Regions from separate parts of the Mus musculus genome. Here regions 2 and 3 are each linked to region 1. A link is a loop called in an ENCODE intact Hi-C map of the cell type or tissue named here. Cell type or tissue: left cerebral cortex. All regions are shown on one strand. Region 1 overlaps Tnr (tenascin R). Region 2 overlaps Tnr (tenascin R). Region 3 overlaps Tnr (tenascin R).

Region 1 (2,500 bases):
GGCTCTTCCTTAGGATGAGTTCAAATCTCATATTTTAGAGGAGTTAAAAATAAGAGAAATGTGCAAATGTGGTACTCCAGGGAAACATCCTTCATGGTCCTTAGTCTGCTATTAGCTCACATGCTAGCTTTGACATACATGTGTGAAGATTGGGTATTCACTCTCATCACTGCCTCTCCATCCTGGGAGACTTCCAGACCCCTCCAGTGCCTGCAAGGTGAACACACCTCTCCGGGTAAGGATGAAGAGATGAATTTCTCTTCCTTGTCTCAGGACTTCACAGACCAGTGCAGAAGAGAGGCAGATATGTCATGAGTTAGTCAGGGCAAAGAGCTCTGGGAACCCAGAGAAAGAAGGATGGCATCTCACAGAACAGGCAAAGTTGGAAGAGATTTCTAGGTTCCTTAAAGGCAAAGAGTCCTGTGATCGTCATCTCATGGCTGCATGGTGCCTAGCTCCTGGCAAGGGTTCATTGGATGTTTATTGAATGAAAGAATGAAGGTGTCCTTAGGACAAAAGTGATAGATGGTGCGGAGACTTGTATTGGGAACAAACTATCAATGGCTGCTGTGAAGGCAAATGTCCAACAATCACTTTCTCATTGAGATTTCTCAAACTTCCATATCCCCCCACTCTATTCCACATGGGGATACTCAAGCAACCAGACAATCTCTACCGGGTGTCAGCTCATCATCTGCCTCTCTGTCTGGATGATTCAAGAGTTCATTGGAAATAGTCTACCAGTGGACACCCCTTCTCACATTCTGCATGATCATCACAGGGGAGACTAGCTGGACTGCACCTGGAGACAGTGTGGTAATAAATCATGGCATCGTGGGTGATGCAGTGAGCAGGAGCCTACATCAGACATTTTGAACAGACAATAACATCAATCCCCATACTCACAAACTGTACCCATCTTCTTTTTTAACTCATTCAGGGAGAGGAACAGAATGTAGAAGTCTTGCTTCATGTCTAAATAATATATCATGCCACTTTCTTACATCCTGCCACTGTGCTATGTGGAGGCAGAGGAATATACTTTGAGAGAAAGAGAGGCTTAAAGCATCTTGCTGGCTGATGTTAGCATCCTAGCCTTTTCAAGGCATTTTAGAATTGATGTTGGCAATCTGTGTTGTTTTTCTATATAGAGAAGTTCATGTTCTTGTGTTTTCCTGATATTAAAATAGAAAGGCTCATCGCTCTTACTTTCTGAGTGCCTGATTTGCAGACTCTCAAAACTGGTAGCTGTGTTTGCAATTTTAGCACCACAGCATCCATGCTAGTAAGGGCTGTGGGAGCCAGACTCATCTTGCTTGTTTAAGTACCTTCCGCCAGGTATTCCCTCGCTCATCCTTGTTGTCACACCCTGCCAATCTGTGTTGATGTGACACATATGTCTCTCTAATGACCCAGTGGTGCTTGGCACACACATGGCTCCTTCTTCTTTGGAATAAGTAAAATATGAAACACTGGCTGGCACATATTCTTCTTGGTGACTTGGGGCTACCATATGTGGGAGCTTCTTTGGCACTGTGTATGGAAGTCTCTTCTCTTCTGTCCTGCTGGGATCTGGGAATACTTAAAACATTCAGTCTGAGGAAGCTCTCAGCATTGATTGGCTGCCCACTCTATGATAGATCCAGATCAAGCCATGTCTACCTTCAGACTCAGCTGCTCCGTCACCTGTGAAATATTCTGAGGCTTCAATTAACCATCATCTTACGCATGAGAAACTGAGGCAAGGGATATGAATGGGAGATAACCCCATTCTAACCCCAAATCTCCTAGCTATGAATGGGAGATAGAGGGTTTTTAGTCAAGCCTTTAAACATTTTAAATTGCTGTTCATATTACTGTGTTTTAGAAGCCACTCCAAAACATTTATACTTACAGTCCTTATGATAGCCTCTCGAGATCTATCTAACTAGTGCTATCTAATAAGGGGAGGAGGCACAAAGGAGTTAAATAACTTGTCATGATCATCTAGCTGACAAATGGCAAAGGCACAATCCTCTGATACAGTCTTCATATAGCACCTGGACTTCAAGTCACACTTGCACAGGCCAAGAGCTTTGGAGTGGAGACTCTATCCTGAACAAAACTCACCAAGAGGAAACAACACTTAACCACTTACCTTCCCCTGAATTTTTGATTATGATACTAATTGCACAGTTAGGCTTTGTTTCTGTTCTCCTTTAAAGAGTCCTTCAGGGGAAACCCAGTACTTAAAATCTAATTTTCCAGAACACATACTTTATGATTGTCCTTTCCTCTCAGGGCTCAGTCTTAGGGCGCGTGAGCAGCAGTCACGAACTTCCAGAGACCATGTGCTCCGGTATCTGCCCCCATTTCCCCCTCTCTTGCCATCAATTACGGCAAATGTCATTAATTTGAAAGGCAAGGGAGCAGAAAGAATGGATTTTGAATTAACTAGTTCAGATAATCTGATATTTCCACTGAAGCGTGACAGGCTATCCAGTTAGCTAGGGAACAACAA
Region 2 (2,500 bases), 110 kb after region 1:
GACTCCCCTGGTCACTCTATAAAATAGCTTGAGACTCCTAAGACTTCACATTTTTCTGGAATGCTCTAGTGAAAAGTAGGCAACATGAGGGACGGCAGACATAAAGCTGGCTGTATTTGCAGGTTTGGGGGGTTGATGCGCCCTTAAATCTAAGTCTCAGATCTCTAGTCCTGAAAGCCTCCCTAAGGTCATGCGCTCAGTGCTGGAGAGGCAGGATGGGGTGGTGCTTCCAGACCTCTCATGTTCAGTTTATCACAGGAAAGGAGCCCTGGTGAACTGGATCCCTGCAGACCCAGGAGGCCCTTGTGTGAGGAAGGTTGAGGAGGCAGTGAGGTGGAGGAGGGAAGATCAGAGGCAGAGAAAGTCGAATTGTTTGTCAGCTTGTGGGGCGATGACTGGCAGAAGAGTCTCGGCCTGCCAAACCAGAGCTCTTTACAGGCCATTGCTACTCCTTTCAGATGCTGGGGGGAGGGGTGGCACCCCCATTCAGAACAGTAGCAGCAAACACATTGCCAGATAACACAACCTGCCAACTGCACAACAGCCCTTGGAGGCAAATATGCCTCTCTTTCAACCTCAAGTACTAAAAGTACTTGGTAGAGTTGTGTTTGTGTTGCCATGGTGATAGAAGCAGACCATTAGAGCCTTACAGCAGACACAGGAAAGCTTTGGGGTCTTAAGGGTCTCTGCAGCCCAGTGCGGGAAGTAATTCTCATAGCCACAGCAGGATAAATGGGCCTCCACCAATGAGACCCTCTTAGTCCTGTGCATTCATGGTCACCGAGCAGAGCTACTTGTATGCTGGCAAAAGCAGCACTGTCCTAGCAAGTAAAGGTCAAATTGGCAAAGTCCTGAGGCTGGCAGCTCCATCTAGGGCCAGAGGGGGACATACAAGTTGAGGCAAGATCTGGAGATCTAACACACACCTTGGCAGCCCAGTTTCCTTGACACCAAACACAGTTCTCACAACTATTTTTCTCCTACTTAAATAAACAAAAATCATGTTTCCCAGATAGCAAGAGGGCTTTTTTTTTTTTTTTTTGGCAAAATGATGCAATGACTCAGGCAGTAGGCGACTCAGTGGCTTAGAGAAAGAGGGTGGGCCAGAGGAGCTATTATCTTTTGGGTTTGCCTTTGACTACATAGCTACTATGGGTAGGTATCCTATATTTCCAATGAAAGAAGTGTGTCTTCATTGTGCTATATTTGAGGGGACTGTGAGCATAGTCTCCTCTGCCACTCTTGATGTCTAAATGCCAGTCTGATGCAGACTTGCTTTGGATTAACAGAAGGTATGCAGACTTCGTTTAGGTTAATTTTGCTAGGAGCTCAAGTCACTTGGCTTATAACAGAAATAGCACGTGATTTCAACTTATTTACCCATAGTATTTTTCTGTGAGCAGAAATATGTTTGCTAATGTGGAAAGTAGAACACGTAGAAACGCTCTTACATTGTCCTCAGTTTATGTCAAGCTGATTTTGACAGCCTAAATAGCTACAGTTGTCAGAGGTGTTTGGTGAAACCACTATATTCCTAGTGGCACCACAGAGAAGGGCATGGTGGTAAAGGCGCTATACTAGTGCTGACTCAGAGGACCACTTAGGGGTGAGTGATACCGAGGGGGGCTGAAAAGTTCAAGTCTGGCCTTTGTTTCCTCAGGCTCACCATGGCTGATGATAGCTAATATTTACACAGAAGCTGTTCATTCAAACTGCTGCGTGTGCATTTCTTTGGGGTCCCATGTAAGGCTAGCATGGCGTTAACCACTTCAACAGAAGAGAAAAGTAAGTGGGCCCAAAGCTTAGAGCCTTGGGTATAACAGTATTTGCTAATAGGGGGATTAAATACCATATGACATGTTATAGAAAGTTATGTCATGTGCAGACAGCAAACAATTCAACTAAGATTCACCAAGTACATTTTTATGTACCAGGCACTATGATCTGCTATCCACAGAAGGAAATTGGTCCTGTATGGGACTTGCCGATGATGTGTAAGATGAGGAGGTTGTATTCTATTATCACTACGGTCCTCTTCAGCTTCAGGGCTCTTTTTTATTCTATTCATATCTAAGGGAATAATAGAATTTTAGAGGGAGGAACTGTGGGGAAGACAAGAAATATGCATGCAGAACACATATAGACAGAAAGGAAGCCACCGAAAGACATGGCCATCACAGAAGAAGCATCTCAGGGGAAATGCTTGGTCCCACTGATGGCCTACCCCAGCACCTCTCTGCACAAAGCAGGGAGCTTGGGGGATCCTCCGAAGAGACTCGGCAGCAAAGGGAAAATGACAACCATTCTTCTGCCTACCAGACTTTGAAGGTTTATGGTTCTACTTCAAATTAGGAAGATAAGTTTTTGCTTCCCAGGCTTTTGCTAAGAGAATATATCCTCAAACTGCCTGCTGTCCAAGTCTAATTAAAGACTCAAAGGAAAGAAATAGGATTCCAGTAATTGTCAGAAGGACATGCAGTCGACGCATTCCTCTCTATAT
Region 3 (2,500 bases), 55 kb after region 1:
TCTTGAGCCTACCCGATCTTTATTTATTTTTTTCTTAATTAATTGCTAGCTCACTCCAAATTTCTGCATGCCTAGGGAAGGAAAAGTCCAACTGGGAGTTGGTAATAAGGAAAGATCTTCATGGGAAACGAGAATGGGGTGATACGTTCAGTATGAGTGGATGCTCTGTGACATTTACATAGAGAAATGAGAAGTGATCTGAGCGGAAGGAGGGTGTGTACAAAGACACCAGAGTGCGACTGGACAGAGTGACTCTAATGAGAAGCCAGGCGGTGAGGTTAAGACTTAGCTGGGAGGTTGACGGGGAACTCCCACACAGCAAGGATCCCAGCCAGGCACTGATTCATGTTCACGACAGACCAAGTTTGCTGTACAGCAGTTATACCAGATGGAAGCTCTGCCTAGGATACCCTGGCCCTCTCCCAGGAGAGAGTCTCAACCTCCCACCTGTGTTTTTCACAGAGGAATAGATGAATCGGGCAGATTATGGACTAGAATAAGCTGTGCCCTGCTGCCGCTCTATCTCGCTCTATCTGTTCTATCCAGCAGCAGCATGAGGAGGCGTCTCCCCGAATCGCTTCCAGAGATTGCATGTGTTATTGATTTACTGATGCCCAGTTGGCTGTAATGAGAAAGACACTAGCATGAGAACGATACTGAAATCAGACTATTTCCCCATGCCAATCTTGCCTCCATGCCTGCCTCTCCCTTTCTTACTTTTCTGCCTTTTAAGATGAAATTGTGTATGGCTTTTCCTCCCCTTAGGACCACTTTTTCTGCCCTTCTCCTGGCTATTTGACAGTGGCTCACCCATCATTTTTACTCCAAGCTAAAAAAGAAAAAAACAAAACAAAACTTTTTTTTTAAACACTAGGATGAACAAGGAGGCACTCTGTAAGGAAGCACTCAACAGTGAAGGTTAAGAGACATGAAGCTAATGAACTAAAGAATATTGGTTACATCTCACTTGATTACACTCTGAAAATGTAAAACCATCTTTTAGTCATGACTGGCCATTTGTCTGCCAGAATGCTCCAAGCAATACCCCCACTCACATTTATCTCCTGCCTTCAGGTTCTAGTCAAGGTTTCTAGAAATTAGTGATTCATCACCAAGCACAACAACTACCACTGGGACCTGCCAAGTCAGGATAAATCACCATGTCCCTGTGCCAAGGTGTTGTCTCTCATTGGTAATAGCTTCATGCAGCGGTATGTGAGTATATGACAGCTGTATATAGAAGGAACAGTATATGCATCTGAGCTATGTGTCAGGACCACTGAGGGCATTCAAAGCCATGCTATCCAAAGCTGGCTTCTAGACTCCTTGCAAGCCCATGGCTTTAGAAGAAAACACATGAGACCCTGCTTAGGTTACACATTAGTCTCATAGGTACCTAAGGCTTACTCATTTGTGTGAAAGTTAAAAACAAGAAATCTCAGTTTCCTTGAATTTTTAAATAAATGGAGTACTACTCTCATGGCAAACCAAGTTTGTTGTAATGTCCAGGATACTGATTTCAATAACTGAAATGTAACAACAGTAACAATACCGTTAGTCAGAAGAGACATGTAATTAAGCATACTGGATCAAATAGTGACCTTTGCTCCCATCTGAAAATTGCTGTATGGCAATAGCACAGTGCTAAGACTTTCTGAGGTTTGCCCTTTCCAGATGTGCGTGCTATGTGTAGTCTCTGAGGCTGTGGAATTGTGACTTTGTTCCTACGATGAAGCCATGTTACATGATGTGCTTGTAACTAACATAGGGAGGTTGCCTGGATGGACCTGGCTGACTCACAAGAGTCCTTTTGATAGCAGAGAGTTTTCTTTGGCCGGTTGTAGAGCTATGAAGCATGAGAGCAACTTGATATGAGAGGGTCTTCATGGATGAGTGTAAATGGTCAATATGAAGAGACTTTCCAATATCTAGAATGGCATTGGGACCTTGGTCTTATAATTGCAGCATAAAGAATCCCACCACATCTTGAAATAGCTTAGAAGTGGATCTTTCCCAGTGAAGTCTTTAGACAAGGACATGGGTGAGGACACAGTTAAAACACACTAGAATCCTGACTCAAAAATATCAAGTCTGTATTGTTTTAAGTTGCTAGGCTTCTGGTTACTTACTATGCCACAATAGAAAACTTAGGAATTCTTTATAGGGAAGAAAAGCTTAAATGTATACAGAGATAATCACAAAGGGAGGGGTTGTCACAGTAGTTTTCAAGAAGGGAAGCAGGTGCCTATTTAGAAGAGCAGACAAAGGACTCAGAGAAGAGGAAGCCCCCAAAGCAACAATCTGTTTCGAGACATGGGGAAAACTCTGGATGCCTCTAAAGAATGAAGTGTAAGTATCACTGTCAATAGGAAGGCAGTGTAGAAATCTTCCATTTTTCCTACCTTCACATCCAGGCATACTACACCAGCTACACTCTGGACTTGAGGATGTCTACTTCTGCTAGCATCGGATATGGGGAGACTAATGACAACAGGGGTAC

Evidence for each region. Hi-C counts contacts between places; a loop is a spot of excess contacts. Peaks named below come from ENCODE experiments on the same cell type or tissue, not always from the same donor. Only the 100,000 strongest peaks of a DNase experiment are listed, where the experiment ranks them.
Region 2: it touches region 1 in a loop (2.5-fold over the local background); 4 of 42 quality-filtered maps call a loop at or near these places.
Region 3: a loop joins it to region 1, with 5 times the contacts of the local background. A loop is called at or near these places in 2 of 42 quality-filtered maps.

Annotation. Positions count from the first base shown.
Region 1 is chr1:159,770,270-159,772,769 of GRCm38, reverse strand. All of the region lies in intron 2 of Tnr (tenascin R), which reads right to left. Among named protein-coding and RNA genes, the nearest start is that of Gm31348, 13 kb to the left of the region's middle. In left cerebral cortex, no CTCF peak of the experiment used is centred here; a DNase peak (open chromatin) is centred at 1,182; H3K27ac peaks cover 920 bases.
Region 2 is chr1:159,659,367-159,661,866 of GRCm38, reverse strand. All of the region lies in intron 1 of Tnr (tenascin R), which reads right to left. Among named protein-coding and RNA genes, the nearest start is that of Gm31348, 120 kb to the left of the region's middle. In left cerebral cortex, a CTCF peak has its summit at 943; DNase peaks (open chromatin) are centred at 538 and 925; H3K27ac peaks cover 262 bases.
Region 3 is chr1:159,715,157-159,717,656 of GRCm38, reverse strand. All of the region lies in intron 1 of Tnr (tenascin R), which reads right to left. Among named protein-coding and RNA genes, the nearest start is that of Gm31348, 68 kb to the left of the region's middle. In left cerebral cortex, no CTCF peak of the experiment used is centred here; DNase peaks (open chromatin) are centred at 421 and 1,161; H3K27ac peaks cover 275 bases.